2 separate regions of the Mus musculus genome follow, and region 2 is linked to region 1. The links are chromatin loops, found by intact Hi-C in ENCODE. Cell type or tissue: left cerebral cortex. All regions are shown on one strand. Links, peaks and the distances in the headings refer to the core of each region. The heading gives the core; the rest is flanking DNA. Region 1 has its middle 41 kb from the start of Farp1. Region 2 overlaps Farp1 (FERM, RhoGEF (Arhgef) and pleckstrin domain protein 1 (chondrocyte-derived)).

Evidence for each region. Peaks named below come from ENCODE experiments on the same cell type or tissue, not always from the same donor. Only the 100,000 strongest peaks of a DNase experiment are listed, where the experiment ranks them.
Region 2: a loop joins it to region 1, with 2.5 times the contacts of the local background. A loop is called at or near these places in 2 of 42 quality-filtered maps.

Annotation. Positions count from the first base shown.
Region 1 is chr14:120,990,454-120,998,789 of GRCm38, reverse strand. No RefSeq gene overlaps it. Among named protein-coding and RNA genes, the nearest start is that of Farp1, 41 kb to the left of the region's middle. In left cerebral cortex, for the core only: a CTCF peak has its summit at 7,344; DNase peaks (open chromatin) are centred at 1,510, 4,259, 5,317, 7,224 and 1 more place; H3K27ac peaks cover 2,813 bases.
Region 2 is chr14:121,161,317-121,169,652 of GRCm38, reverse strand. All of the region lies in intron 2 of Farp1 (FERM, RhoGEF (Arhgef) and pleckstrin domain protein 1 (chondrocyte-derived)), which reads right to left. Among named protein-coding and RNA genes, the nearest start is that of B930095G15Rik, 83 kb to the left of the region's middle. In left cerebral cortex, for the core only: a CTCF peak has its summit at 4,334; DNase peaks (open chromatin) are centred at 1,066, 1,190, 3,886, 4,588 and 1 more place; H3K27ac peaks cover 3,918 bases.

The sequences.
Region 1 (8,336 bases), core at 304-8,303:
CTTGTCCAGTGGACAAGTAAGTGCTGTCCTTGGACATTGGGCCTTCTCCTCAGTGCTGAAGTTACATTACCTCAAAATATGACCCTCCCCAGCACCAAGGGTCTTTAGCTAAGCTGTCCTCAAAGTTCGGATCCTCCTGCCTCTGTCTCCCAGGGACCCATGTTTGATTCTAAGCACCCACAGGAACCAGTTCACACAGCCTGCAACTCAAGTTATCGGGGATCTGACACCTTCTGGACTCTTCAGGCACCAAGCACACATGGTGCACAGGTGCATCCAGGCAGGTACGCGCGCACGCACGCGCGCACACACACACACTCTCTCTCTCACACACTCACACTCACACACACGCACACTCACACACACACACTCACACACATACACACTCTCACTCACACCCTCACTCACATACACACACTCACACATACTCACACACTCTCACACACACTCATAGTCACACACACACTCACACATACACACACACTCACTCACACACTCACACACACACTCTCTCATACACACTCACACATACACACTCACACACACTCACACACATACACACACTCACACACACATACACACACACTCACACACACACACTCTCTCACACACACACGCACACACATCAATAAATAAGTAAATGTGAAGAACTTTTGTCAAGGGCTTTATTTTATTTTTTTCAAAGTCCTGGAATTTCACCTTATTTCCATTTAAAGGAACGGACACATTTATGGTGACTTAGCATCTTCCCTGTATTTTTTAACATAAACTGGAAATGTTAATGATAATGTAGGTGTCTTGCGTGGGGGTATGAGAGTGGAAGTCATTCAGAGCAGAGATGCAATTATTGATGAATCATGACATAATTCTCTCAGCATGCTAACACAGTAGATTCTAGGCCCTTGGTATCAAAATCATGACGACTGCCCACGCTTTAGAGGTGCTGAAAGGAGAAACCCACCCCCAAAGCTGAGAGTTATCGTCCTCAAATTAAACCTCATAAAGCATAAAACTGCTTTTTAAGTTCTTTCATTTCTTTCAGCCTCTACTCCCACTTCAAAGGCAGTGGAATAATTTAACACTTCCTGTGAATATTTAAGTTAGATTATAAGTGTGTTAATATGCACTCATATTAAAGGAATGGAAGTTCGAACTAAAATAAAATTAGCCTCTAAAAAGAATGAGGAGAGAGATGTGGTAGTGCACACCTTTAATCCCAGTGCTGGGAAGGCAGAGGCAGGTAGATCTCTGTGAGTTAGGCCAGCCTGGTCTATACATTAAATTCCAAGCCAGCCAGCACTATAGGCTAGACCATGCTTCGTGAAATAAAAATTAAATTAAATTGAAATTTTAAAAACTTCATAAGAAACAAGGATATAACTGTTGGCTAGGGGAAGAAAAGAAAAGAAGGGAAGAGAAAAGAAGCCAACATTTCTTTCTGATCTGGACTTGTAGTTCTGTCTTTCTGTTCTAAAATGAGCCAACAGCAGGCTTTGTGAGCAGCCTTTGGGTTCCTGGTTTGAAGCAGAAGAAATCACAAGTGCTGGTTCTGAGATGGAAATTCACTAAGAGCCTTACAACCTGCCTGGAAGGAGCTAACACTGACAAAGACGAACTAGGCCAGCAGCACTGGGGTGAGCCTCGCTGGAGAGGTAAAAACCAGTCCCCCAAGTACAAAGGCTGACCTAATTTCAAGGTAGGTCGATAATGAAACATTGTCTCATACCCAGAGAAAACAACATCTGTATTCAGATGAGTGGCATGGAAACAGTGAATATTTTTAAGACCTTAGGAGAAGACTATTAAATATTTAAGAATGGCTTGCTATTTAGGAGTGGAGTGGTTCTGCTTGGTGAAATACATGCTTAATTGTTCTCAAAGGTTATTGTGGGGTTTTTGTTGTTGTTGTCGTCGTTGGTTTGTTTTTTAATCAATCTAGACTTCTACTTTAAAACTGATTTAGGAGACTGGCTGTCTCAAGCCTATTCTAAGAGGAGCCAGGTTCCCCCAGAAAGCCAAGGGAGTGAGGATTACATGATTCAGTACAAGAAAGTGATGGGGACAGGGTATAATTCCATTCCACCTTGATCCACCACCTCCAGCACAGTTATCTGCACGGCCACCAAGGGCTTCTATTTTGATGATGCTGTTCAAGGAGCCATACTGAGTTATGCTGCAGTATCTTAGAGGATGTGTTACTGGTATTGGTTGTTATGTGCCCCATGGGCCCTAACGCAAAATGATGAGCAGATGTGTCTGAGACCTGATTTTAAATCTACTGTAGAATTGTAATGCACCTACCTGCTCAGCCACTGCAGAGGGTGCATAAGAAGCTTGGGGTCTAAGACCAGCAGAAAATACAGATATTACATTGTGAGTCACGACGATTCATGTTGAGGTCACCACAACACGAGGAGCCAGATTAAAGGATCACAGCTTTAGAAGCGGCGAGAGCCACTGGGACAGAGGGTTTGTTGGCTCATTCATTTATTCTACTTTCATTATGGAAATTTTCAGACATACGCATCAGGGAGAGTCATATCATGAACCACCCATCCATCAATCATTCCACCTATACCCGATTCAGCCCCCTCCCCAGGTATACACAATTACTTTGAGGAAAACACTAGATATCACCTATTTGCATCTATAAATACTTTAGTCTATTTTATATATATGTATGTACATACATGTATGTGTGTACATACATGTATGTTACATGTGTGTACACATACAAGGCAATTTTGAGATGTGATCATAGTATCTTTATTTTAACCAAAAAAAAAAAAATTACATTGATACTTTGCTTGGTGTTTGTTTCATAAATGTTTTAGGTAGTTGATTTGAGGTAGGATCCAAACAAGGTCTGAGTGTTATTTATTTATTTATTTATTTATTTATCTATTTATCTATTTATGAGACAGGGTCATGTAGCCTAGACTGGCTTGGAACTTACAATGTAGTTGAGATGAGATGACCTTGGATTTCTGACCTCTATAGTCTCCACCTCCTCAGTGCTGGGATTCAGAGCCTGAGCCCCATGCCCAGGCAGTTTATCTGGTCCTGGGGATTGAACCCAGGATGCTATGCATCATAGGTAAGAACCAACTGATCCGCATCCCCAGCCCTGAACATAGCTTCATATTGCTATGCCTTTTCTTTTTCTTTTCTGCGGCCCTGGGGTTGAGTTAGGCTACACTGGATGCTCTGCACTGACCAGGCAAGGGCTGTGTCTCTGAGCTACATCCCTAGCCCAGGCAAGGGCTGTGTCACTGGGCTACAACCCTAACCCAGGCAAGGACTGTGTCACTGAGCTACATCCCTAGCCCAGGCAAGGGCTGTGTCACTGGGCTACAACCCTAACCCAGGCAAGGGCTGTGTCACTGAGCTACATCCCTAGCCCAGGCAAGGGCTGTGTCACTGGGCTACAACCCTAACCCAGGCAAGGGCTGTGTCACTTCTTTTAAGGAAAAAAAAAAAAAAAACCTATATATTCTTTCTTATTTTTTTTCCTACAGATTTTTTTTTCCATTGTGAAGGAACCAGGCCATTTGCTTGGATAGCTTCCCACATTTTTATTTTGCTGACTACATCTTCATGGTATTAGCGAGCTGTTCTAACTCCAGAATTTCCGGTAACCAGCAATTAAATTTAAAGACTAGATCTAATTCAGGTCAGTTTTGGAGGCAGGAAGAGGATATTGTAATGTCTGGCAGGACCTAGATCATCTCTGGTCTCTTTTTGCATTCTGTGCCCATTAGAAACTCTTTATTTGCAAACGTTTGAATTTAACTGTATATTTTTAGATGTGGTAATTTAATTCCATGTATTTAAAAATCTAATTTATTGATCAACTCAGGCTGTTTTTATTTTTATTGTTTTAAAAATATTCATTTTTATGTGTATGAGTGTTTTGCTTTGCAAATGCCTGTCATTGGTAGAGGCCAGAAGAGGAGGTCAGATTCCCTGGAGATGGACTTACAGACAGATGCATGCCACCATATAGGTTTGGGAACCAAATCCAGGCTCTCCGCAAGAACAGCAGAGAGCCAGAGCCACCTCTCTAGCCTGCTTTTATTGGCTTGTTTATCTGCTTACTACAGGGTTTCTTGTTACTGGTGTGGACCTCAAGTTTTCTATGTAGCTGATGATGAGCTTGGACTCCTGATCCTCTTGACTACGTTCTGAGTGCTGGGGTTACAGGCGTGAGCCCCCAGAGCCCTGGCTCTCGCTGTGCATTTTACATAAGAGTCTTCATCTTGTACAGATGCAGCCGAACTATTTATACACACTCCAGTTCTACCGTCCCTTCATTTATGGAAGCTGAAGCTGAAAGGGATGTACCCTGAGGAGCACAGCTCACGGTAGAAAGGTAGGCAGCGATCCCAATGAGGTGCCTCATACCTGGAGTCCCAGAGCTTCAGAGGTAGAGAAGGCAGAAGGACGGACAAAAGCTGGGTGAATGTTTGATCTTCAACACAGAGTTCCAGGGCAGCCAAGGTCAGGTAGAAAGACTGTCATGGCAACAGGGGTGGACATGCAGCCAGCTATTGAATATAGGATTCTCAAAACTGGAGGACTCAAAGACCTGGATATAAATCTCATAAGGCCACCGCAGGAGGATAAGCATGCCTTTATTAAAGGGATAATTCACGGGTCCTGAGACCCACAGCAAATGTAACACGTTAATAACTTTTTTTAAATTTTTATTTTTTATAATTAACCAATCAGATTTATGTATCAATAAATTCTGACTTTACAAGATGCCAATACAATAATCTCAGAGCCAATTGATAATGATAAAAGATTTATCCCAATTATTTTAACTTTATGATACCATAACTATCTATGGCTGGTTAAAGCCACACTGGCTCACATCTGCCACCATCTTGGCCTTCCTCCTCTCTCGAGTTAATAATTTATAAGCAGCAATTCTCCTCATTCCTAGTAGATAGCTTAGTGTGTCTTTAATGAAACGCACTGGGTAAGGCCACAGCCACACAGCTCTCTGGAGAAAGCTAGTCAATGGTCCTGAGTCTGGCCATGGGAACTCAAGGCTGATTTAACCCCGGCTGGACTGTGGTGCTGTTTTGTGTCTTAGGATGCTTTGACCTCCCTTAGAGTCTCAGAGATCTGGAGTCAGCTGCCCCTCCCTCAGATGCCTCACTCCTGGTGGGAGCAGCTTGCCTGTGGTAGGAGGAGAAACTCCTTAGGTTCTGCAGCTGGACCTACGGCTCAGTATAACATCAAACAGCTTAGTGAGAAGCAGCTTGCACATTTATTTGATATTTTCATGCAGACATGGGGCTTTTGGAATAGATGTGAAGATAAAAATAAGACATGAGGCTCGAGAGTTTCCGTAGTTCTCTGCACGGTGCGTGATAAACTGTGGGGCTGTGACAAGATAAACTGTGGATGGTAATGAGCATATCCGTGGAAGGAATCAGAGGGAAACATGGGTGATTTTAGAAAGTAGACTTGTATAGGTCTGTGTGTCAGTGGTTTCTCTATTGCTGTACACAACACAACAACCAAGGAAATGACAGCTTACAAAGGAAAGTATCTAATTGGACCTATGGATTCAGAATGTTAGAAACCATGATGGTCGAGCAAAGACCCTGGGGACTATGTAAGGCTTTTTGAAACTTCAAAGCCACCCCATGACACACCTCCTAATCCTAATCCTTTCCAAACAGTTCCACTAACTGGGGACCAAGTATGAGCCTATGGGAGCCGTTCTCATTCCAACATCACGCTCCACTCCCTGGTCTCCAAAGGCTTCCAGTCATATCATAATGTAAAATGCATTTACCCAACTGCAAGCGTCTAAAATTCCAAAGATCAAGGTCTCTTCTGAGCCTAAAGGGAATCTCGTAACAATAACTCCTTTGTAAAATCAAAATGCAAACTTCATGTTTCCAACACACAGCAGCACAGAATATACACACTACCATTCGACAAGGGAGGGAAGGAACCACAGTGAGGCAATACCGAACCAAAGCCAGACTGACACTCAGCAGGACAAGCCAATCCTGTGGTTCTACGTGCTATGTCAAAGGGCAGCTCTGCCCTCCCAGCTTTGCTGACAGCAACACGCTTCTCTCTCATGGGCTGGTGACACTCTCAGTCTGCAGCTGTCCTCGGCATACGTCACACGGCTCTAACATCTCCCGCATCTCCGCTTCTTCAACATGATCCAGACTTCAACATCATCCAGGCTTTGCACAGAGGTCTCTCAGGCTCTGGAGCCCTCCCAGGACCTTCAATCAAGAACTGCCCTGCCATAAACATCCTGGTATCCATGGCTCTCTTTAACCATGGAGGAACAGCCCACAACTGCTTTACTCTAGAATCCCTCGTGACTCTAAAGCCAGAACCACATGGACAGCATTCCCAAGGTCCGCCGCCCCTCAGGACGGACAGCCAGCATTGCCGAGGTCTGCTACCCGTCGGGACAGAGGCTGAGTCACGTTTGCAGCAGCTTTCCTTCCTTGTTGCTTTTCAGGAGCAGAGAATTCCTTCTACATTTTCCCTTTCACAGGTTGGAAGCTCAGCCTGGTGGGGTCCTGCCTTGAGGTCACCCCTCCTTTTATCCCAATGCAGATTGCTGCTGCCACCCACCACCACCCCATACCTTGATCTCTTTATCTCTTTCAGCACAAGCCTTGGCCCCATCATTAAATTTCCTAGTCTTTTATTCTTCAAATTATACATTTTATATTTCTCTTTGACCCACTTGCTCTTTCTTCATTGTAGACCTGCTTAAGAATGGTTGCTAATGACCATGTACGAGTCAGTATTAGGCTGTCTTGAAATCTCTTCTACCAAAGAAATTAGCCCATTACTTTCTAGTGGGAAGTGCTTAGGGAAAGGACAGAACGCAGCCACATCCTTTGCCAAAATATTACAGGGATACCCTCTAGCCCAGTTGCTTATTGTTCCCCTTTGAAACCACTTGATCTGGACCTCCACCGTCTGAATAGATCTCAACACTAGTGTCTGCCAAGAGACTGCCAGGATGACCCATTAAGCTCTGCTTTCAACATTCAACAACTTTCCTAGTCCAAAGTTCCAAAGTCTTCCACACTTTTCCAAAAAAGCATCGTGCTCAGGCCTGCCAGAGCAATCGCCCACTCCCTGCTAAGATGAGTTGTGTAGGGGACCCATGGAGGAGTTAGGAGGAAATAAAGGCTATTTTAGAAAATAAGCTCATATAGACCCTTTACGTGTCCAATCCCAGTCACAGTAGTGAGACCATCCTTTTAAAAATTGTGTTACTTTAAAATGATATGTGTGTGCATATGGGCGGTGATGGTGTGTGTGTATGGGAGGAAGGTGCCTGCAGAATCCAGCAGGGTGTGCTAGATCCTGTCTGAGCTGGTGATCCATTGCTGTGAAAAATACATATGACTGTGGCAACTCCTGTGAAAGAAAACGTTTAATTGGGGCTTCTCTACGGTTTCTGAGGTTTAGCTTACAATCATCACGGCAGGAAGCATGGTGGTGGACAGGCAGACATGGTGCCAGAGAAGTAAGCTGAGAGTTTTACATCAAGATCCACAGGCAGCAGGAAGAGAGAGCCTCTAGGCTTGAAATGGGCTTTTGAAGCCTCAAAGCCCACCCCCAATAACATGCTCCCTCCAACAAGGCCACACCCACTCCAACAAGGCCACACCCACTCCAACAAGGCCACACCCACTCCAATAATCGTAATCCCTCTCAAATAACGCCACTCTCTGATGACTAAGCATTCAAATATATGGGTCTATGGGAGCCATTCCTATTCTCACCATCCCCTGGAGCAAAGGTTATAGGCAGTTATAAGTCTCCAACCCTGTGTGCTGGGCCTGAAGGTAGATGCTCTTCAAAAGAAATGTGTGCTGTCAGCTACTGAGCCTTCTCCCTGGGCCCCATTTCTTTCCTCCTGGCACAGAGTGGGCACCTTCCTCATGGCCGTTTGCTTCTATTCTTTTTCAAGTACCTTATGCTCAGCAGAGTCAGGGGCCAACATGGCGTGCCGTGGGGTGGGGTATGGACAGAGCAGAGGATCTTCTTCTCCCTGCTGTTACCTTGTCATCAAAGCAAAAGACTCCTTTCTGTGTCTCTAGAAGGTATGGGATCGTTGGGCCTGGTGACAGGAGCCTGTGACCCCAGTTTCTCAGGAGGCTGAACTAGAAGGATGTCACCTACATGGTGAGTTCAAGGCCAGCTTGAGCAACTTCATAAGCTTTGTCTGCAGTAAAGAGAAGGTAGGTGTACTTGGGCAGCATGCACAGATGTGGGTTCCCTGAGTACCACCATTGAAACAAAACAATAGCTCCAACGTTTTGAGATTT
Region 2 (8,336 bases), core at 196-8,195, 170 kb before region 1:
AGTCCAATGGGCCTCTCTTTCCAGTGATGGCCGACTAGGCCATCTTTTGATACATATGCAGCTAGAATCAAGAGCTCCCGGGTACTGGTTAGTTCATATTGTTGTTCCACCTATAGGGTTGCAGTTCCCTTTAGCTCCTTGGGTAATTTCTCTAGCTCCTCCATTGGGGGCCGTGTGACCCATCCAATAGCTGACTGTGATCATCCACTTCTGTGTTTGCTAGGCCCTGGCATAGTCTCACAAGAGAGAGCTATATCTGGGTCCTTTCAGCAAAATCTTGCTAGTGTATGCAATGGTGTCAGCATTTGGAAGCTGATTATGGGATGGATCCCTGCATATGGCAGTCACTAGATGGTCCATCCTTTCGCCACAGCTCCAAATTTTGTCTCTGTAACTCCTTCCATGGGTGTTTTGTTCCCATTTCTAAGAAAGGGTAAAGTGTCCACACTTTGGTCTTCGTTCTTCTTGAATTTCATGCGCTTGGCAAGGATACAATGTTTTAACCCACACAAACAAAAGTTTCCCCATGGCTTCTTCCTCTACCCACCTTCATTCTTGTTAAGTACTTGGTAGAGTCTGCTCTGACTCAGGGGCCCCATTTCTCTAACTTAAAATCATAGGGTTATTCTAAGGGAGAAATAAGAGCATATTAAGACTTCAGGTTAAGACACTGAATTCGGTGAGTCTCACTGCCTCCTACTTGTGTCATAAATGGTGATTTTCACACCATCTGCTGCTTCCCCCGGTATGCTGTGACTGCCGTGGATGCTTCCAGAACACCACACCAAAGGGCACACACACACAGTGCTCTCTGCAGACCAGGAAATGTCAACAGAAAAACCCCTGCAGGGGAAGATAATTACATTTTCTTCCTACTCTTGGGAAAGCCTTTCCAGGGTCCACCCACCCAGTTTAGTTTGTGCCCCAAAGGGATCTGGTAAGGAACACAGAGGGGATTGTTCCCCCGGAGGACTCTGCTCAAGTGAAGCTTTGTCTCCACATCTTCAAGACACTCTCCAAGAAAATGTGGAGGAAAAACTGGGCCAAAGGGTGCCAACTTGGAGCTGTTTACACAGACCCTTCTTTGAGTAACCAAGATGGAACTGGGAGAGACACTCACTCCAAGGACTTAAGAAATCTGGAGGTCAGTAAAGCCACCACACGCAAAGGCTGAGTAACTAGGGTGAGAAATATGGTGAGGTGTGGAAGGTACCGTGCCAGCTTGAGCGTGAGGGGGAGGTGCCACTAAAGTGTCCCCACAAAGGCCCATGTGCTAACGGCCTGGTTGGCAGTCTGTGGGATGACGGAGATTTTGAGAAGGAAGTTAGGTCACTAGGGACAACACCCTTGAAGGACATACTGAGGACCCTGGTCCTCTTTTCTTTTTCTTTCTTTGCTTCTTGTGCCCCATGCCACATGCCCCATGATAGCACAGATCCAAGTGACCATGGACAGAAGCCCACAAACCTAAGACTAACTCTTTCAGATGATTCTACCAAGCAATTCATCACAACGACCAGGAAGCGTGCAGGGCATGGGGTCTAAGAGAATGATCCAGAGCCTTAAGAGGCAGAATGTGGCCCTATAAAAATCACTCCCTCCAGAAACCTGCCTACCGTGGCGACTGCTCCACACATCTGGGATTCAGATCCACAGGCTCTGCATGCTCGACAAACCATTTTATTGAAAAGCAAAACCTCTGCAGCATCAGGTTTCTATGTGACTATGCATTTGTGCATTACCTGTGTGGGTGTGTACCCGTGTACTCATGGACGTGGGGGCCATAAGTAACATTGAGCATCTTTCTTAATGCTCTCCACCTGTGTTCTTGACAGAGCTGGAACTGAACCAGGATCAACTGATTGGCTAGGATGCCTGACCAATGAGCTACAAGGATCTGCCTCTGCCTCCCTCTTGTGTAGGACTACAGATGTGTGTACCACCATGCTGGCTTTCTATGTCGGTGCTAAGGATCCTGCACTTGTAAGGCGGGTATTTTGTTGACTGAGCCATCTTCCCAGCGACAAGCAGAGGTCAGTTTTGAACACTCAAACCGTATCAAGAATTAGACAAGAATCAGACTGTTGCGTTTATATACACATCCAGAGGTATACATCCTCCCAAACTCCAGTTGGTTTTAAGTTACATCTACGTATCCGCCAAATGACATAATGCACAGGTGCGATCGTTTTGTTTTGTTTTCCCCTTCTTGGTGCTTCCTGCCAGCATATCAAGTAGCCAGTCCTTTGTCTGTCTTGTTGTAATAGAATATTGTGACATGCTCGGTCACGTCACTACTGTACTACTGGCACCTGAGGTGATACCTGCTAAGATTTGAGCATGCTTTTACTACATGTGTTTCTGGGCTGCTCTTTCACATATGCAAGGTATAAACTCCACAGAAAGAACTCAGACCAAAGCCATGGGCCACTGAGACAGAATACAATGTACAGAGAGGCAGGGGATGAAGACAAGCAGCCTTCTGCAAATGGCTCTGTGTGAATTCCTCAGCTGTCTGGTACTCCCTGCATATCTCTAAGTCACAGGCAGAGGCTTCAAGGTCATCAGAAGCCTGTGTCCTTGGCTACCAGAGCACATGGAGGTGTGACCATAGCACTGGGTCTCAGGGCCTGAGGACAGGGGCCTACCTGCTTAGCCATGCATAGTCAGAGGATCTTCTAGAAGCAGAGCTTGGCTGGGAGTGATAAATCACCTTCTCCCAACCTCATTCCTCCAAAGAAAATTTATCTCCATACATCAAAAGTTTGAACTTCACGATAGAATGAGAAGGATATTGGGGGTGTATAGAGAAAGAAACAGAGATGGCTATTTCTTTATCTGTTTATAAAGGCGTACATCTCCTTTCCAGTTCCTTCCCAGACTAATATTAATCTACTTCATGGGTCCCTGTAGCAACACATGCTGATATCCTTAGATATAGGACCTTTAGTGAGATAGCATCTCTCAGGACGGACTAACCACAGTGACAGCCTCCAGAATGGCGCAGGCTCTTCTAGAGTCCCGGGAAAGGAAAAGCACAGGTGTTCCAGCCTGTGGAAATCACGGCTCTTCAGCTGCCTGGGTTGCTGGGGATCCTTAGGGCTCTGCAGCCGCCTGGGTTGCTGGGGGTCCTTAGGGCTCTGCAGCCGCCTGGGTTGCTGGGGGTCCTTAGGGCTCTGCAGCCGCCTGGGTTGCTGGGGGTCCTTAGGGCTCTGCAGCCGCCTGGGTTGCTGGGGGTCCTTAGGGCTCTGCAGCCGCCTGTGTTGCTGGGGGTCCTTAGGGCTCTGCAGCCGCCTGGGTTGCTGGGGGTCCTTAAGGCAGAACTCATCCTGCTGCTTCACTGGCCCAGGTGTCTCACCCCAGACCCGAACACAGCAGAAGCTGACAGGCTGCCAACAGCAGCCGCACCTCTCACAGAATGCTTGTGTGCGACAGTTCAGGTGCATGCCTTTGCCTGTCACAGGAGGCCACCGTGTTTATAAAGCAGTGAGGATTAGCAGGACACTGGCTATATAAAGACAAACAAGGCTTTCCAAGGCAGGGCTAACCCATCTGGATCTTTCATAGTGTACATCTCTAGACTTCAGTCCTTACCATTAGCCAGTGTTAACTTTCTCCCAGCCTAGAAAGGCTTGTTGGAATGACTTGCCCACATGGGTAAATCCCAGGCTGAGCACTTGGCTCTTACTGGCCACTGGATTCACCACCAAGTCTTGGCATAGATGTAACCTGGCATGAAAGTAGATTATGATGGACTGCAGGCTCGGTACCAGTGACAGCTGACAGCTGACACAGAATATTTTAGTACACAGTACTACAAACATTAATGAGTTATAAAATATCATCCCACTGAGTGAAATGGCTCAGACAGGGGAGAGAAAAGGCAGTAGGAACTGCTGTGCCCACAACGCCCAGAAATAGAATTCATAACATATGATGGGCTTAATTAAGACATGTGGGGACTCGGTAAAAATAAATAATTATGTAATGGAGGGGGAAGGCTGTGAAGGCTTAGAACAAACATTTAAGTCCCACACAAGCCAGTATCTCACCCAGCACATACACCTCATTTACTGGATCTCTGGCGGGGGTTCGTCTGGATGCTGCAAGCAGGTGTCACCACCTCTATTGAAAGAAAACAATGCTTGCCTTTGTAAACAAACTGTCAGGTTGACACCACATGCCAGGCATCATGAAAGACATCAAGGGTAAAGTGAAAGAAGACGTCACACCTGTCAGGAGATAATAACATAAGCACATGCACACAATGAAATGAGCACTGGGGGACCCAGGAAATCGCCTCTGAGGTCACAGGAAATAGCCACTGAGGGATACAGGAAATGGCCACTGGGGGACCCAGGACATTGCCTCTGAGGGACCCAGGAAATCATTCCTGAGAGACACAGGAAATAACCACTGAAGGACACAGGAATTAGCCCTGAGAGATGCAGGAAATAGCCACTGCGAGATGCAGAAAATAGCCTCTGAGAGATGAAGGAAATAGCCACTGGGGGAAACAGGAAACAGCCACTGAGGGATACAGGAAATAGTCACTGAGGAACACAGGAAATGGCCACTGAGAGACACAGGAAGTGGTCACTGAGGAACACAGGAAATGGTCACTGAGAGACATGGGAAATAGCCACTGAGGGGCACAGGAAATAGCCACTTAGAGACACAGAAAATAGCCTCTGAGAAACACAGGAAATAGCCTCTGAGAGACACAGGAAATAGTCACTGAGTAGCACAGGAAATGGCCACTGAGGGACACAGGAAATAGCCATTTAGGAACAGAAAGCCTCCCTAGGAAATGCTAGGTTTTAAGTCGATACTGGTAAGCTTAGAGGGAATTTCATAAGCTTCTCAGCCAGTTCGAGAAGGCCCAGTGGGCAAGGTGAGCTAATTGGGTTTTGTGCCAAAGGAGAAGGACACCAACCTGCAGATGTGCATGAATGGATCTAACACATCACCCCGTGCATAATTTAATGTCATTCTCCCTCTGACTCCGAAGATCTTAAGCTCAGAGAAGACAAAATTGTAAAGGTTTTCTACACATTGCAATACATCCCTTTCTATTCTTAAGTGAGAGAGCCGAGTCAGAGAAGATATCGGGCAAATACTAAATAACCAATCAGCCAATCCACCAAGAAGTCTTCTCCTAGGCAAGGAGCGAAAGCAGGATGGTAAGGGAAGCTAAAGACAAGCTGCTATGGGTGACTCAGTGGATAATGGAGAGTAACACAGGCAGCTGGAGACAAGATCACAGATCTTGATGGCTTCCTGGTGACAAGGACAAGAAATCAGGAAAAAGGGAAGAGCTACCAGGGTTCTGGTATGGAGACTTCATGGAGAGAGCAGGAACTCAATGGCAACAGTATTGGAAACAGGAAAGTGGAGATGATTTGATTGTCCACATGGTCATCTAAGGGTTCCTGAGCCGCAAGGGAGCCAAGTGCTCTTCATGAGTCTGTATTAAAATCACCAGGGACCCTGACAGGCATCACCACAGGGGCCTTGAAAACTTGGGTGAAGACATAGAAAGGTGGTGTAGAGTCTGGCTTCAATCTATATTATCGTGAAGACCAGACTTGTCCTGTGCCTGATGATAGCTTAGATCAAGTTCAGTTACTACCATAAACTGCCACAGGAAAGAAACCACAAGCTCATTATGCTATTTGCCATAAAGCTCATCAGTTGCAACCTTGACAGCTATCTATAGCCAAAGCATCAATGAGAAGGTCACCGTGAGGGAAGAGCACGGCAGGGTGCCATCTAGTCTATTTCGAAGCAACAGAAGGTGAAGACAAAATGGGTCACCCAGCTCTCTGAGGTGCTGCTGAGTCTTCATGTCAAGGAGAACACTATGGGGTTTGCATTCTGTGAGAATAAGGAGGCAGACTAGAGGAAGGATAGCATGCACATCTGGATGTCCTGTGTGCACCTGCCTCTGGTTGCCAGTGACACTACTAAACTATCACCCATTTTCCTTGGGGTTTAGAGATGAAAATGCCCCGGGAATTCTGAATGAAATAAACTGAGTAGCTGATCCAGCCAGAAAAGAGAAGTAGCTATGGAAAGGAACCGGTATCTAAGACAGAAAACCAAAAGTAATTCATTTTATGCCAATTACTTTGCACTTGTTTTTATGTATGTATATTGGCAGTATGCACATAGTGCTTACACCTGTGCAGATACATGTGTGAGGGTGTGAATGCATATGTGTGCATGTGAATATGCATATACATGTTTACAACTATTCAGATGCATGTATGAAGGTGTGAATGCATGTATATGCATGTGGACATGCATGTACATGCTTACACCTGTGCAGATGCACATATGAGGGTTTGAATGCATAAGTGTGCATGGGAATATATATATACATGCTTATACCTGATCAGATGCATGTGTAAGGGTGTGAATGCACGTATGTACACGTGGATACACATGTGCATTCTTACACCTGTGCAGATGCATGTATGTAAATGTGGAGGCCCCAGTTTTGGTGTTGGACATCTTTTTTGATTGCTCTCCACTTTACTTATTGAGGCAGGGTGTCTCTCTAAAGCCAGGGCTCACCAGTTCTAGCTGGTCTAGCTAACCAGCTGACCCCAGAGATCCCATCTGCCACTGAGTGCTGTGGTTACAGGTGGCTGCCGTGTCAGCCTGGATTATTCCAATTCATGACAAGATGACAAGGAAGGTGCAGACAAGTGGAACAGAAGAGAGGGCTCCTCCATGTGATAACAAATGAAGGAGAAAGCAAAAAAAAAAAAAAAAACAACAACAACAACAAAAAAAAACAACCACATGAACCATTAACCATTTTATACTAGAAATCATTCCTAAATAAGGACACACGCACCGCTGCAACCTGGCGCCACTTTATCAAATGAAGACACGAGAAAGCGAGCATTAGAGTTGTGCTTCAGAAACTATGACAGCAGTCACGATACCTTTCTGATAAGCCTAGCAGCATGAGAGCAGCTCTCCAAGTCATGATACTGTGACCTCTTCCCTCTGACCAGACAGAAGAGAGTTCTGGGAGACTCAGCGAGGTGAGAGTCACCAGCCAGCGGCTGGCACTGAGAGAGAGTTCCCTCTACCCTGCTTTTATCCCAAACTCGCTCAATTGCCCTGACGCATACTCGGGGCCTCTGGATATTCAAAACCAACTCTCAGTTCACCAGGAAATGAAACAGGGGAAGAGAGAGAGTTGGCAGTTCAAATGAGTAATTGGAATTGGTCGTTCTAGAAGTCTAGTAACATCTAGTGTAAGGGCAATCTGCACATTCAACTAATGCCATGAACTTATTGTTAACCTCCCCAAGGATCCATGCTTCTGATATTAAAGTCAGGTTTCCACGGGTGTGCATGCATAGTGTAGTGTGTGTGTGTGTGTGTGTGTGTGTGTGTGTGTGTGTGTGTGTATTCAGGTGCCATATCCCTTGGAGCTGAATTTATAGATGGTTCTGAGCCCTCCAACTTGGGTCCTCTGAAGAGAAGTATATGCTCTTAACTGCAGAGCCATCTCTCCAGCCCAAAGTAACATTTTAATTGCATTTCATTTAAATGTAAGCCACTACCCATCGAAGCTGCACTGCCATATCGGACAGGACAGACTTGAAGGAGACAGCTTACCTTCTTAGGGAGCACCCTTCCCGAACTGGAGATGCTGAGAAATTTTAGCATTTATTGTACTATGTTAAGTGCAGATCCTTAAATGTACTCATCAAGAACACAAAGGTATGTGTAGGGGGTGGGGGGCATGTCCATCAAATAAGCTAATTCATTGTTCTTCACCACCATAAGCACATTGTTTGCACGACTCTTAGTCACTGTGATAAAATACCCGATGTGAACAACCTTGGAGGTTGAAGTATTTCAGCTCAGTGATGGAGGTATCCCTCCCCATTCCTCGGCTCTGCTCTCTCTGAGCTTTTATGGTAAAGCAGAGTACCACAGTGGGAGAAACAAGATACACACACACACATATCCTGCAAAGATACACCCGAAAGCCCATGTCAAGCTGGGCCGCACCTTCTAGTCTTCACTATTTACCAATAATGCAATTATATTATGATTTTCTCATGAGATTAACACACTGATTAGGCCAGAAGCCCCAGGATCCAATTATGTCCCCCAAATTCCATCAACTGGCAACCAAGCCTTCCCTACATCAGCCAAGAGAGATACTGTGTATCAAACGGACCAGTGGTGCTATAGATTCCGGGAATCTCCAGGTAAATGCATAAGCTACTTAGAAAAGGCAAGGCCTTTAAACTCTTTCCCTCAAAGTAAGATGTCCTGAAAGACAGTGGCAGACTGTCTCACCA